Regions from separate parts of the Mus musculus genome. Here region 1 is linked to region 2. The links are chromatin loops, found by intact Hi-C in ENCODE. Cell type or tissue: left cerebral cortex. All regions are shown on one strand. Each heading gives the region's core, and the rest is flanking DNA. Links, peaks and the distances in the headings are about the cores only.

What was found. A loop is a pair of places that touch in the nucleus more often than their neighbours do. Peaks named below come from ENCODE experiments on the same cell type or tissue, not always from the same donor. Only the 100,000 strongest peaks of a DNase experiment are listed, where the experiment ranks them.
Region 1: it touches region 2 in a loop (2.7-fold over the local background); 8 of 42 quality-filtered maps call a loop at or near these places.

What each region holds. Positions count from the first base shown.
Region 1 is chr1:33,961,021-33,968,816 of GRCm38, forward strand. It overlaps Dst (dystonin), which reads left to right. Exons shown (of 103, transcript NM_001276764.1): 3 at 7,683-7,796. Among named protein-coding and RNA genes, the nearest start is that of Dst, 57 kb to the left of the region's middle. In left cerebral cortex, for the core only: CTCF peaks have their summits at 3,782 (motif pointing left) and 5,502 (motif pointing left); DNase peaks (open chromatin) are centred at 3,809, 5,512 and 6,366.
Region 2 is chr1:33,752,706-33,760,501 of GRCm38, forward strand. It overlaps Bag2 (BCL2-associated athanogene 2), which reads right to left and starts at 5,045. Exons shown (of 3, transcript NM_145392.2): 1 at 4,874-5,045. The coding sequence starts at 4,986. In left cerebral cortex, for the core only: a CTCF peak has its summit at 4,926; DNase peaks (open chromatin) are centred at 2,521, 2,784, 4,204, 4,249 and 4 more places; H3K4me3 peaks cover 1,259 bases; H3K27ac peaks cover 768 bases.

The DNA.
Region 1 (7,796 bases), core at 1,761-6,760, 210 kb after region 2:
GTGCAGAATCAGATACACACTGTATTTGCGTGAGTAATTTGGTAGAACGAAGAGAACAAGCTGGGCTGTGTTCTGGATGCACAGCGTTGGGTTTCTTGCAACTATAAATGCACAGCCACACCAGAGTCTGGAGAGGCCACAGGCAGGCCCCATCTGCACTGGACCAGTGGCTGCTGTGGGTTCTCTCTTCACTTACAGTCTCTGTGCTGATGTGTCAGCCAGTAAGGGCTGCACAGCCGCTCTTAGTCCCGTGTTGTTACTGCAAGCGTGATCTTCAGAGTGACAGGATTAGAATCTGCTGGTAGCTTGTTAAAAATACAGACTCCTGGGCCCCAATATTTCTCCACCAAACTCTCAAAGGAGGGGCTTTGCTGCGGGTCTGTAGTTTTAGTTCCTTTTGCTGTAATGAAGCCCTCGCAGAAGAAGCTTAAGAAAGAGAGGGTTTATTTGTCTCACGATTGCAGGTTACAGTTCATCGTTGTGGGAAGTGGAGGTGACCAGAGCTGGAAGCACTTAGTCACGTGATGTTCACAATTCAGGGTAGAGAGCAATGAGTTATCACATGTGTGCTAGCACTCAGCTTGTCTTCTCTATACTCAACCCAGAATCCCCTGCCCAGAGATGGTGCCCCTTGCAGTGGGCAGGGCTTCCCACCTCAGTTAAACTAATAAAAGCCTCCCACAGACCCGCACTCAAGGTTCTTGTTTACGGATAACATACCTGACTTGAACCAAAAGCAACTATAGGTATATGGAAGGATCTGCAGTCACGTCTACTGCTTAAAACAGATGAGAGCAAGCAGCCCTCAGTAGGTCTTGAGATAGTGGAACACTGAGTCCCTCCTAGTCCCTTTCAGTCTTTATGTGGCCCTGTTTAATATTCCAAGACTTCACACAGGCACTTTAATTCATTGAGCCAACCTCGGAGCTGTGTCAGGTTATTACCAGGCCAGCTGAAGGTACCGTGGAGCATCTTCACGGAATTATGTATTGAGATACTGCTAATCGTCAAGACATCACAGTGAGTTATCACAAAAGCATGTCAGGAGCTTGTCGGATGGCTTGTAGGTTAAGAGCTTGTACCGCTCTTGCAGAGGACCTGCGTAGGTTCCAGGCACCCAAATCAGGTGGCTCACAATTACCTGTAATGTCTACGACATGGCATATGATGTGCTCTTCTGGCCTTCAGAGTCACTACAGTCACATGCACAAATAACACACACACATACACACACACACACACACACACACACACACACGCATGCACACAGATCATCATCATCATCACCGTTTTAAGAGGTGTTGTCTGGATGTAGAGAAATTGTAGCCCTTCTTGTACTGTTTGGGGTGTGGGGAGCAGTATAATAACTGACACACAGTATAGAACAGAGGTTTCTCAAACAATCGTAGTAGAATCATCATGTGATCCCTGGACCCTACTTCTGGTAGTTCTCTTGGATACAAGAGAACTGAATTGAGCTCTTCAAGAGATATGTGTACACCCATATTTATTGCACATCTCTTAAAATGGCTGAAATGCCAATAGTCTAATGTCAATCACCTCGTGAATGAGTGAAGAAAATATGGCATGTACTGATTGTCATCTGCTTAAAAGGAAGACATCCACAGGGTGTATCTGACATGGGTGAGTGTTGGGGACCTGATGCTAACTGTAGTATTGTAGTCACAGGAAGATAAGCACTGCACCTTCCGTTTGCTCGTGAAGAACCTGAAAGATTCAAATCCACAGATTCAAAGAATGAGGTAATTTCTAACCGAGCCCAAAGGAGCCGCACATAGGGAGTAGAGACCTCCTGCCCAACATCACACCTGAATTTAACAGTACTCTATTATGCACTTAATTAAAGTCTAAGAGGGTTTATCTCAAGTTCAGTCTTTTTCCCAGAACACCTTCCCCACCCCACAAACACACTGAAGACTGTCATGAGAAGCCGTTACCCAGAAAGTACCAAAACATTGGACTGGCCTTAAAGATGGCAAAGTCTCCTACAGTGAGGCTTCTAAATGTCCACCGCCTATTTAAAGGGGTTGGTGGTGTTCTAGTTTGCTTTGACAAAACACTGGCCCAGAGCAACTTGTGGGAAGTTGGCTTATAGGCTGCAGAGGGGAAGCCAAAGCTGGAGAGCTAGGGTAAGAACTGAAGTGGAGGGGCAGAGGGGGCCTTCCGGCTTGCTTGTTCTGGCATGCTCAGCTTGCTTTTTTAAAAAAAGGTGTGTTTTTCTTTTAATTTCTTTTTGGCTTCAACATTCCCTCCTTCCCCCTCTGCCCAGTTATCTAGAAAAACCAGGAGTGGGTACTTAAACAAGAGACCTCAAAAAGCCAAGGTAAGCCAGCCCAAGATTAGCAGGCTACAACAGGCCAGAGTCTGGCTGCTAATGTCTCCACTCGGAGCCTGGTAGGAAAAGCTGGTACATGATAAGGTAGTTCCAGAAGCTAGCATCAACCTGCCCAGCCGGGTTTTGTGCAATAGGGTACCTCTAACAAGGTCAGGATGTGCAAAAAGCAGTGTTTGTTAGCCTTGTCAAAGAGCTCCTCCCTGTAGGCATCCAGAAACTGAGCCCCTTCTCCGCCCAAGCTGTGGGTTGTCACATGCTGAACCAGCACTGCCCTGGCCACCCAAGAAGCCAGCCAATCCCAATTGCCCCTCAGCTTGCTCTCAATCAGCCCAGACTACCTGCCCAGGGATATGCTGTACCATATCAATTAGCAATCAAGAGGATTCCCCTCACACATCCACAGATCCGTGTAATTGAGACACTTCCTCCACTGAGACCCCCTTTTCCCACATACGTCTAGGTTTGTGTCAAGTTGAGAAAAACCCTCGACACAGGTGTTGTTAGCAAAGAGCAGGAAATCACCGCCTTGCTTGAGTGAGGTGGCCGAAGGGTAGGGAGCCTTCTCCAAACACCTTTCCTAGAGAACCAGGCATGAGTACGAAGGTGAAGGAAATAATTTAATAAAACTGGAGTTCAGGAAAGAGTAGGACACAGGGCAGGGAGGGAAGGTAGGTGAACCAGAAAAACCAAGACCTGGACTCGTGTGGAGGTCTTTATTGAAGTGGTCATGGAGTCTGCCCAGGACAACCAGCGTAACTTGTGTAAATTACACTCATGAACTAGCTGTATTCTATACTGTCCAGTGAGAGGATGTTCTGTGACCTCCCTCAAACCCACGATGGGTGTGTGAGGTTGGAGTGAGCCAATCACAGTTGTTTTTATTTAATGTTTCATACAAATACACTTTGATCCTATTCCTTCCCCTCCCCCAATCCCTCCAGCTCATCCCTCACCTCCCTACCCACACAACGTCATGTTCTTTCTCTTAAAACAAAATGTCCAAGTGTGTGTGTGTGTGTGTGTGTGTGTGCGCGTGCGCGCGCGCACAAACACCTGTCGACTCCAATTTGGCCACTCCTACCTCTGATGGGGCATTATACCTTCTGATTGTGTTAGCCTGTGGTGGAGTTGTACCTCCTGTCTTCCTTTAGCTGTGTGCCTTTTGTAAGTTTAGGGTCAGGAAGGGACAGCTAATTGTATTGATGATCACGAGTTCTTCCTCTAGCTTTGTGGCCAGGTTAAGGCCCAAGCTGCTCTTTCGATGAAATGTCAGGGTGTGAAAGTTACAGGCATCCTCTTGGGGACCCGTCACCACTTCCAATTCCCTAACCCTGCCTACCTCGAGGTATCAAGGTCAAATGGACAGAGAGAAAAGGACTATTTTATCTCTTGAGTCCTAACACCAAAAAGAGCTTGCAGCACCACCTGCTGTCTCAAAATAAAATTTCCCTTTGTCAGGTCATGGTTTATGGTGTTTAGGAGGAGTTTCTTGATCCTGCACAGTGACTCAGGGAAATAGAGCAGGCCGCCCCGTGATGGTTTCATCTTCATATTATTGGCTATCACAGCTCTGAACTGCCTGAAATTTGCTGGCCTGGGAGCCAGGAAGTAAGCGATACAGTAATGTCAATGCATTATAATGGACACAGGAAATCCACAGCCATGATCCAATGCGGAGTAATAGGACCGGCAGATGAGCACAGTGGTTAGACTCACTGCAGATGGCATGCCTGGGAATCTCCAGGGCCAGGAACTCTCACCCAGGGATCAGGCCTCCCATATCTTCAGCAAGAAATGTGACTTGTCTTCCTTTCACGCCTGGGTATATTCGAGAATATATTTTATTTATACAGTAATACATAGTAATCATAACAGACACTTCGGCCCTGCCGTGTACCAGGCATTTAGGCTTTGCATACATGAAACCATTATTCTCCTCTGCAAACCTGCGCAATAATTAGTTTTAATGCTCATTTTACAGATAAGGAAATAGTTGTGTCTAACCAAGAGCATACAACTAGGAAATAACAGAGGCCGGGGATCCAGATGGGCTAAAATATGTGTGCTGTGCTCTGATGCTTAGAAAATTTGATTGTAAAATAAAGCAATTATATTTAGAGTAGAATTTACAGAAATCTGCATAAAAACCAAAAGAACAAACAAAAACCTATGCATTTCTACTTTTGCTACTCAGAGAATAAGCAATTCTACAAGCTAGCAAGATGGCACAGGAGATAAAGGTGTTTGCCACCAAATCTGACAGCTGGAGATCAATCCCGGACCCATATGGTGGAAAGAGAGCTGGCTTCTGCAGTTGTTCTCTGATGTCTATAGGTGCACCATGGCGTGGATACACACCCACACACACCACATGCACACACAGATACACTTGTACATATATACACAGAGACACACATGCACACATACACACCACACCACACACACACCCCATATACACATACAGACATACTTGTGCACGTACATACAGAAACACATGTACTTATAGATACACATGCACACACAAAAACACCATACACACACACCCTATACAAACACACATACATAGACACACTTGTGCATGCGCATACAGATATACATGTCCACACACACACACACATGGATACTCTTGTATACATCCACACAGAGACACACATGCACACATACACACACACCACACACACAACCTACACGTACACACACATAGACACACTTATGCATGTACATACAGATACACATGCACATAAAAATACACATGCAGGAACACACACACACACAAGTATAATTTAAACAACAAAACGCAAACCAAGCCCATATTCTTCATTGAGTGTCTTCTTGGGCAGTCTTGATTATTCTAGAAGATGTGGAGTGGACGGATTGTTGTTCTCCAGACTGACTGCGGAATTATGGTCTAATCTAATGTGTGTGTGTGTGTGTGTGTGTGTGTGTCTGTGTGACTTTAAGAGAGTTTTGGGCCACGTTCACCTCCTGAGTGTTTCTAGGATTTGTAGATTACTGAGGACTGTTAGCAATGATGGGAACCCAGCAAAAGGCAGCTGCTTATTATTCATAAGAAGAGAAATCTCCATTTCTATCAAATAAACCTTAGATTCGCTCCGTTACTAGAGAAGTTGGCAGTGATCGTTAGTGCCACCTAGTGGTTAGAATAAATCGTGGTCCTTGAGATTCTCAGAAACTGTCCTTAGGGAGTCTAGTTCAGATGACAAGAGGAGTGTACACTGGACTCCAGGCAAGTCCATGGCTACCAGTTCCTTTGGGTGACCCAATTTCTGCTTTAAACATGGTTTTCAGTTGACCCCAGCTCCCTGTCCCTAAATCCGCTTCCCAGCAGCTGCTGTAATACCCGCTGGGCTGTATGGGGGCCGCAGAGATCTTCGGGATCTATTTTGAGATGAAGAGGGCCAGCTGAACTCTCACACGGGTGGGGTGAGAGCAGGCTGATGTGAGAAAGAGCTGATCCGGAGAGTGTTTTGACAATCTGCTTGCATTTCCCCCTTGTTCATCTCTGTTGTCCGTGGCACGTAGGCCCTCCTCTGTGTCCGCTTCTCTGTTTCACATCCTCCAGTTCATGTTCAGGGTCTCCACAGTCACGTGCCAGCCCACCTCCCGGCTCTTCAGTGAGAAGCCCCTGCACAGTCTTTCTGAGCTGGGCGCACCCACAGTCAGACCTTCTTTAGAACGTGCTGCTTTGCTGCCTGTGTTAGTCTCACCTCAGTCTTCTAGCCTTTTATGTCTCTTCTAAAATCCAGACAAGCCACAAACACATAGCCCCCAGGCCCCCCAGAGTATCTGTTGCTTACTGAACCCCTTTCATTTCCATCCATGCCTGACTTGCACTCTCCTGCTGGCATGTCATAGAATACCATCTCCGTTGCTTGTAAATACTTCATACGTGTGCCTGCCATTTTACATATTCATTCATTCCTAAGTCCTGTCCCTTGCCTGGAACATAAGTACTATTCGGTCTTCAAGAGCCTGCCGCCCACTAAACTGAGCCAAATATAGAGTATTCTCAGCTCCATTCAGTCCTTTCTGTGAGACTGGCTACCACTGAGAGTGGTGCTTGTGTGTTGTTTGTGAACTCAGTGTGAATTACTCCTTTTGTTCTCTGCTAAACTGCTTTTTGTTCTCTGCCACAAGAGGACTGAGACCATCACTGATAACTTTTGAAATTCTTTTCACACTATGACTTATTTGAACTTGTTTCTTTGTCTGAAGAGCTATGCTTACCTTACCTCAAGAGAGAAAGAACACGTGACTGTTTTATCAAGCACCCGCTTTTTTTCTAGATATGCTACTCGGCATTTTAGATATACCCTTTGTTTAGAAGCTAAAAGTCTTATGTATAGAATGTGAACATTACGTGGAGTAGGGAGCGGAAGTCACAGATGTTTAATAACTGTGTGGCTTTATCAATGACTCAGCATTTGGACACAGGCGCATCACTCCCACGCTCACATCCTTGACCAGGCTACCTCTGCTTTAGCTCTGCATCTTCCCTTTGTTAGGATGTAATGATGCTCTGCATCCCTACGGACCCTCCCGAGAGATTCTGCTCTCAGGAATGCAGAGGGGTTCTTCATCCATCATCTCTGTTGATGTAGTAAATTAAGGACACAAACAGAAGTAAGTTTAAGGGAGTCAGGGCTTATTTGGTTTACAATTCCAGGTCATGGTCCGGTGTTGTAAGAATGTCAAGATACTAACTTGAGCAATCAAGTTACACCCACAGCCAGGAGCAGAGAGAGAAGGAATGCATGCATGGTTTCTTGTGCTCCATCTCTTTCCTCTTTCAGAGGCGCCAGGATTCAGACGTAGGGAATGGTGCTGCCCACTATGGGCGAACCTTCCCACCTCTATTACACCTCAATACATGCCCACAGCTAGAGATCTAGACAGCTCCTCATTAAGACTCAATTCCCAGGTGATTTTTAGATTGTGTTCTTGGCATTTAAAAGTAACCATCTGCCTGGTCTCGTGTTCTATGCCCCACCCTGTCCTCTGTATCATGTTTAGGCAGGTGTATTCACAACTCATCTGAACAATGCAGAAGCAGAGCAGAGTCCTCTTTCCTTTTTCATTCCTCCATCAACCTTCTTGATCTTAAGGTCATTTTTAATGTAGAAGTGCCCTCAGCCCTGCGGAAAATATTTTCATGTGTGTTGAACCACTTAGACTCACAAATGGGAATGTAGATGATTTCATTGACTAGGGGGGGGACTTGGGGAGCACACAGTTTAACTAACTCCAGGAAATATTTATACAAAAATGTGGAAATCTGAATTCCCGTGTGTGTTTCCTGCCACAGGGGTTCCGAGCAAGCCCCCGACACATCAGGAGGCGAGTTGCAGCGGCCGCAGCTGCCCGGCTTGAAGAAGTGAAGCCTGTGGTGGAAGTCCATCATCAGAGTGAACAAGAGTCA
Region 2 (7,796 bases), core at 1,912-6,911:
CAGCCTAACCTCGGCCCCATCCACAATGCACAGGTTTCTTAAACACAAATCACTGATTAAAAAGAAAAAAAGAAGCTGGGCGTGGTGGCGCACACCTTTAATCCCAGCACTCAGGAGGCAGAGGCAGGCAGATTTCTGAGTTCGAGGCCAGCCTGGTCTACAGAGTGAGTTCCAGGACAGCCAGGGCTACACAGAGAAACCCTGTCTCGAAAAAAAAAGACCTAACACAGTCAGTTGGTCTAAACCTGTGGGTCACAACCCCTCTGGGGAATCAAACAACCCTTTCACAGGGGTCCTCTAAGATCACTGGGGAACGCAGATTGACATTACAATTCATAACAGTAGCAAAACTACAGGTCGATGGTTGGGGGACACATCACAACACGAGGAACTGTATGAAAGGGTTCCAGTGTTAGGAAGTCAAGATCTTGCCTACAGCTTGATCTTTTTTTTTTTTAATGATTTATTTATTTATTTACTTAGTGTATGAGTGTCTATCCACATGTATGCCCAAATACCAGAAGAGGGCATCAGACCCCATTACAGATGGTGTGAGCTACCATGTGGTTGCTGGGAATTGAACTCAGGACCTAGGGAAGAACAGCCAGTGCTCTTAACTGCTGAGCCATCTCTCCAGCCCCCTACAGCTTGATCTTAATAGGTATTTTCACAACTGAGAGTTCTTTCTCCCACATGGCTGTAACTTGTGTTCTTTTCTTTAAAACTAGCCAGGAGAACACTGTTTTGTTTTACACACACACACACACACACACACACACACACCCCTACCTCTTCTTTTTTGAGACAGGACCTCCTATATCCCAGGCTGGCTTGGAACACACTTGAACTGCTGCTTCATCAGCTTCTGCCCGCTAGTGCTGGTTTTACAAACATATCCCATGCCTGGTTTATCAGTCTTGGTGATGGAACCTAGGGCTTCACGGTTACTAAGTCAGCATTCTTCACTGCTTGGCTTGTTTAAGACCATTCGCACTGTTTATCGGCTATTGCTGTACTTAAAACTCGATTCACAAAAAGTTGCCTACGTAGCTTTCCCGTTACTTTGCGATTAGTGACTGATCCTTAAATACTGCCTGCCTCCCTCTCTATCATTCCTCAAGTAGCTGGGACAGACATATATAAACACAATCTTAATACACTCAAGCGATGACTCTTCTCTTGTTGGCAAGGGGCAGTTCTGTGTGGACTGGAATCCAGGGAGCAGCTACGTGTGTTACCTGTTCAAAATGTGAAAGGACACACCCTCACAAAGCAGCTGACTGGGCAGAGCTTCTAGAAAGTTCCACATCACCTTAAGCAGGCTTTGGCAAAGGTATTGTAGAAAGAATTTTCACAAGCATAAAGCTGGAGCACCCTCATCTGGTCCCCAGCCCTCAGGTGTCTCCTGAGCCTGCCGTGGCGGTGGAAGTATAAAATGTCAGGTGCAGGCAGCCGTCCCTAAACAGCAGCGCACAAAACTGCAAGCCAACCACCAGCTGTGTGAGGAGTTACTGCTGATTTTGCGGAAATTTCCTCCTCCACACCCCACCAGACACCAAATATAAGGAGACCTCGGCTGGAGCCGAACAAAGCAAAGCAGGATTGAAGTTTAACAAGGTGACTGACCGAACTGGCTGAGAAATTCAGCACGAGTCAACCGATACTTATGACGTCAGCACACGCCGGTTTCACAGTGGCCAATCTGCACGTACTGTCATGAACACGGGCTCATTTGCCAATGACAAAATTGCGTGCTTTCATAAACAGGGAGGTGGCCGCCACTCATCTCTGTGGATTTATGCGAAGGGGGCTTTTTCTAAAACACATTCTTAAACTCATAGACCAGGCTCCATGTGAGACCCTCAGCATCCCGATACTGTCAGGAATTGGTTTTCCCAGTCATCAAAATGCTTGTATTTCATTCACTGTCAGCGTGAATGAACCACTAACCAGTAAGGCAAGGCACCTAGTCCCTCAGTTTCTTCCACCCCTATCCCCGGACAGGGTCTCATGTGTCCCAGGCTGACCCAGAACTCCTTATGTAGCCCAGGATGACCAAATCCTCACAACTCTAGGATTTGGGCTACAGGCATGAACCACTATGCTGGTTTTCTGAAGCCAGAGATCAAACCTATGTTTGTGAATGTGCTAAACAAACATCGTTCCAATTAAGACCCATCGCAGCCCAGCGCTCTCATTGCTAAAAGATAATGCCTTCCTTTCCCAGGGGCTTTATAAGGTTGAAATTACAGTGGTTGAAATTACAGTGTACACGAAAAGTGTTCCTTCTAAATTACAGACTGTTACTCCAAATTAAGTATGGTGTCAACTTGCTTCGTGGGTCCTGGAACACTGGCGCATCCGAACAGGAACCTTAAACAGTAAGAAACCAAAGCAGGCGGGTGGCCCGTTTCCCTGGCTCCCGCTGGCAGTCACCCTTTCCTGGCTGAGTGAACTGGAAAGGAGCTGCTCACTGCGGGCGGGATCGGTTTTGGGAGATGTGTAAAGAGCCAGCCTTCCAGCCCTGTCAATCATTTATCCCTCCTTGGCCAATGTCCAAACCCCAGGCCCGGAGCAGCTACTCGATAACTGGCACGTTCTAGGTCTTCAAGGTTTACTGAATCAAATGCTAAATCGATTTTCCCCTCCTTTAGTAAAATCATATTCATTCATATATCAGCTGGACAGTTTGAAAAGTGATATTCAAGACCAGGACAAATGGTGTTGGTCTGAGCAGCCGGTCTCCCCGTGTTCCTAGGCGAAGTCCACTGCTCTGGACTGAGACACACTGTATATATCTGAGCTTCAAGTTCTCATCTGTACAATACAGATAACGGTAACTCCCACAGAGACACGCGGCCTAGCCTACAGACTAATGCTAACGTGGATTATTTACAACCACTGAAAAGTACAGTATTTAGCCTCAGCATGTGCAGAGTCCCCATAGAACTGGTCATGAAAATCAGGAAAGGACAGGATTATCTTTTTAGAGAAAGCACCACAGGAAAGGAGATGTAGTAAAAAAAAAATTTTTTTTAATGTAAGGATATTTTAATGTAAAAATGTTTTTAATTGTAATATTATAAGCCATTAAAAACCAATGGCACCCTTTACCAGCTTGTAAAACTGGGCTAAACATTTAAAAGCATTTTCAATGCCCGGAAGATCAGTGCATCCTGCAGGACAGAAAGCCTTGGGTGTGGTTTCAGTCTTACAAGGGAGCAGGCTTTTGCTGTTCACAGAACCCATTCACCTGAATGGAAGATGCGCACTGGCGACAATCCAGTGATTTCCGGTAGTACCCCGTCCACTGTTGTCCTCAGACGTGTACACTAAGAAAGCTAGGGGGAAGTCACAGGAGCATCGTCCCCATTTTTAAAAAGTCTAATTTTGAATACTGTCATGCTCTGTGGCACTGTCCAGATGGCTTCTAAAAAGGGCCCCTAAGCCTTACCAGGCAGCATCTCTTTCTATTTCTTTGCCCCTTCTGACACACTTACTTCTAAGTGCTCATTACATTTTTAAGGGAGAAACAAGACTTACAGAACTCTGCAGTTACTGGTAAAGGCCTTGAACCATTAAACACAGAAATAAAACCCCTTCAGCGCAACTGTTAATAAGTAACGTAATTTAATCGCTTATGTTTGGTAGTCAGGATTCCTTTGATAGTAATCAGACACTAGAATGTCTATGCAAACTCCAGACTTTCAAGAGGCCCCCAGGAGAAGAGCAAGGACTCGGCACACAGGCTTGATTAAGTAAAGGTTCAGAACAATGACTCAGCTTGAAGAGTCACAACTTCCTGAACCCTTTCAAGAAAAAAAATCGGAGCAGTTGGGAATATACTGTCAAAGGTTAGAGCCTACCTCGCACAAGGAAACATTCTCGCCCCCTTTCACAGCGCAGGTCCCTTTGTCTCCCGGAGTTGGGGGATATAGGGTTCAGGTTTCTTTTGTGGCTACTCCACAGTCAGTGAAAGTTTTCTCACCTTCTGGCTCTTTTCTCCTAATAGTAACAGTAATGAGCGCCTCCCGTGTAACGAACACTGCTTGCATTTTTTTTTTCCTGTGCAGACACACTTCCCTGTGTTTGGTGGCTGCGTGGAGGGAGATTCATCTCCCTCTTATAATTTTGGGTCATAGTGTTCTGCTTACGCAGAACCCGGAGAAAACTAGGGAACAACGTGTGTGTCAGGGCATCTTGATAAGATTTTCATGGAACACCTGCACATGATCAAAACTTGCACAACTTTGAAGACATTAACATTTCCACCAGATACATAAGGCTCACGTGGTTAAAGCCAACCAAGTGTTCACAGCATTCGTTAGTAGTATTCATGAGTTAGAAATTTTACGACAAGGCTGTCCCCGTGTCAGAATCTTAGGGAGAGTGTGACTCCTGCCTTTGGTGTTTTCGGGCCTGCGATTGGCACTTCCAAGGTGTCAGCCGTGTCTTCTAAATGTACAACAAACACGGACAGACTGCAGAGGGCATTGCACGTGGTTGAGAGAATGAAGGATGGTATCCAACTTCGGTGTACCTCGCGCGGTCTCTCATGAGTCCGATTCTCGATGATCCCCAGGAGGGGCCGTCCTGGATACTACCACCCCCCCCTCCCTTACACTTGTATTACTATGAAGTGATCTGGGGCAAAGAAACTTACTCCAGTGTGGGGTGAGGGGGGGGGGGGCACACCAACCTGCTGCCTCCCTCCTGGAAGCAGAAAAGTTAAAGGCAGAGGGGGACCGCGCAGAAGATTCTGGAAGTTCTGCAAGCCGCACTCGCTCGCCAGTCTGCCGGGCCGGGGGAGGGGAGCCCAACCGGAGCGCGCCCCCGCCCGCGCTCGCCCCTGTGCGCGCCCCGCGGCCCTCACCTGAGCTCCAGCTGGTCCAGACTCTCCAGCAGGCGGCTGGAGCGGTCGGCCATGGAAGACGAGCGGCAGAAGCGGCCCTCGTGGGCCTTGGCGCTGATCTTCGCCTGGGCCATGAGCTCCGGGGGTCCTCGGCGTCCGCGGGCAGCAGTGGCGCGAGCCGCACGTCGCCGTCACCACGGGCGCCGCTGACGCGGACGGCACCGCCCCCACCTCCCCGGCTCTCCACCCCCGAGGCCGTGCGGCCAAACAAGGGCAGGCGCGGTCGCAGCCGCGGGCACGCCAGGGTGGGGGACCCTGCCCCGGCGCCCAGGGCCTCGGCCGGTCCTCCCAGCACCCACGGTTCACAGCAAGGACGAAGTGGGTGCAGCCCGTGAGAAGAGGAGACAATCCAGTGCACCCTAGGGCAGTCTCTACTTGTTCGACCTGTCCGGTGACCAGGCAGGCTCGGGAGAGGACAGGGAAAGCCTAGACCACAGGCTCCAAATAAGGAGAAGCCAAGTGGATCCGTGTTGTCTCCCCTTTCCAATGAAAGGATTATTACTATCACACATAACTTGTTTAAACCCTCTGCGAATGATATTCAGTAGGCTTAGATGTCAGAAGCTGCAGAGGTCAGTAGGTCTGAAATACGAAGCCGCATCTTAAAGTTGTGTTTTGTCCTCTCAGTGTACAGGGTACAGAAAATGGGAAACAAAGTACATTTACATCCTTTACCCAGAACTCAAAGCCATTAGATTACTGAACAGAGACAAGCCCCTTAAGTACAGTTTCTAATCCTGTCCCCACCACACCCCGAACACATCTTAATACTAATAAACGGTGGATTATCTTGGCTTCATTAAACACTGTCATCTCACGATACAACCGTGAAATCTGAACATTTTGTGGACATCTTGAAAGTCTGAACTTGGGCAGGTCTCAGGTCTAATGCTCCTCTGGAGGCTGACAAGTTGTGTAACGTGGGCCAGGGTGGATTCAAGGCTAGGCTGGGTAGCTTCAGCAAGTGTCAAAGGAAAAATAAAAGTGGCCGCAGACATAGCTCTGTTAGGTTGGCAACGAGGCCAGGCAGATGTGGTGGTTTGAATGAGATGCCATCTGTGCTCTCTAGCACTTGAACACTGGGGAGGCCTGGGTGTGGCCTTGCTGAAGGAAGTGTATCACTCCCCGTGGGCAGGTTTCAGAAGACCAAGCTATTCCCAGTGTCTCTCTGCCTCTGCTTGGGTTTGAGATCTGAGTGCTCAGGACATGTCTCTGCAGCCATCATAGACTCAGACCCTCTGTATCTAAGTCCAATTAAATGCTTTCTTTTACAAGTTGTCTTGGTGGAGGTGTTTTATCACAGCAGTAGGAAAGTAACTAAAATGGCAGGGATCTTCATATGTTTGTTTAAATGTCTCCACACGTTGAACACGCACAGAGGCATCTCCAGTCTAAGTTACTACGGATATGCTCCTGTCTAATGACACGCCTATGCTCTTTTCCTTATATAAATTATGACTTTAAACTGAGCATGCTTTGGAATAGGCATGTTCCTTCATGAATATGTACAGGATTCCTGAAAGAAAAAAAAAAAAAATCCCTCAGTGCTACCTGAGCTTGTGGAGAGCTTTGCTTTGGTAATGGCTCTGGAACTCTTCCTGCCTGGTGCAGGTTGCAAATCTTTGTCTTTTGCATCCTGGCGGTGCCTAGTTTGGCTTCACAATCAGCAAAACAGGTAATCTTTAGTCACCTAGCCTAGAATCACCCTGGGCTCTTTCACTCTTGTATCCTAGATACAATCCATGAATAGGTACCAGTTCTACCTTCAGAATCCTCCTTGATCCCACCGACTCGTCCTTACCTGGATGACTGCAGAGCCCCGTGTGCTCTCTCACATGTGTCTTAAAGAGCCTCTCCCATCAACACAGCATTCAAGCACAGTAGGCTGTACCATAAGCTCTCCCAAACCTCCAGTGGCTCATCAGGGTAAACAAGGCAGCATCTCTCAAAGTCAGGGGCCATCTTGTAAGCTTTTCACATGGCTCTTTCGACTCTTTGCTTAAGCTCATTTACCAGTGAAAATTTCCCTGGATGTTAAACATGTCTTCTGAGTTGAGCCCAGTGGTGGCTATCTGTAATTCCAGCAAGCTGGAGGCTAACCTAGGCTGCACAGCAAGATGCTGCCCCAGATTTGATGATCCCCAGAGCTGCAGTAAGCTCAGTCCCAACCCTGTACATTACCCTCCCTTCTTCAGTCGGCACGTCACCCAACAGATATGGAATGTTTTTGGTTTTTCTGGTTTTGTTTGTTTTCTGAGACAGGGTTTCTCTGTGTAGCCCTGGCTGTCCTGGAACTCACTCTATAGACCAGACTGGCCTGGAACTCAGAAATCTGCCTGCCTCTGCCTCCCGAGTGCTGGGATTAAAGGCGTGTGCCACCACTGCCCGGCCAATAGTTTTATCTGCTTACTTATTGTCTAATACTGTCCATATAGCCCACTCTCCATGTCAGAGCAGTAGAGCAATAGAGCAGGAGCGCTCAAGATCACGGTCACATCTCAGGTACTTCAAGCAATTGCTCTCACATGGTAGATTCACAATAACTTGCGAAAAGATGAATTAATAATGGAATGAAAATATCAATATTACAAATATACTTGTGATAGTAATGTACAACTTTGCTATTAATGACTCCTGTTTAAATTACAAAGCAGTTTTCTAACATTTTACGTGACTTAGTGAGAGAAAAGCAGTTAGTGATGATGACATGGCCTCTTCTTAGTAGTCTCTCAAATACCCTTGCCAAACCACGGTGTTCAGCTCAAAATGATGTGCGTGCTGTGCAGCCGCTGAGCCACATTCTTAACCCTGAAGCTCCCTCAGAGACGGTCGCTACACACTGTGCTTAGATGAGCTCCACGTCTTTCAGGGAAGCCCATTTTGC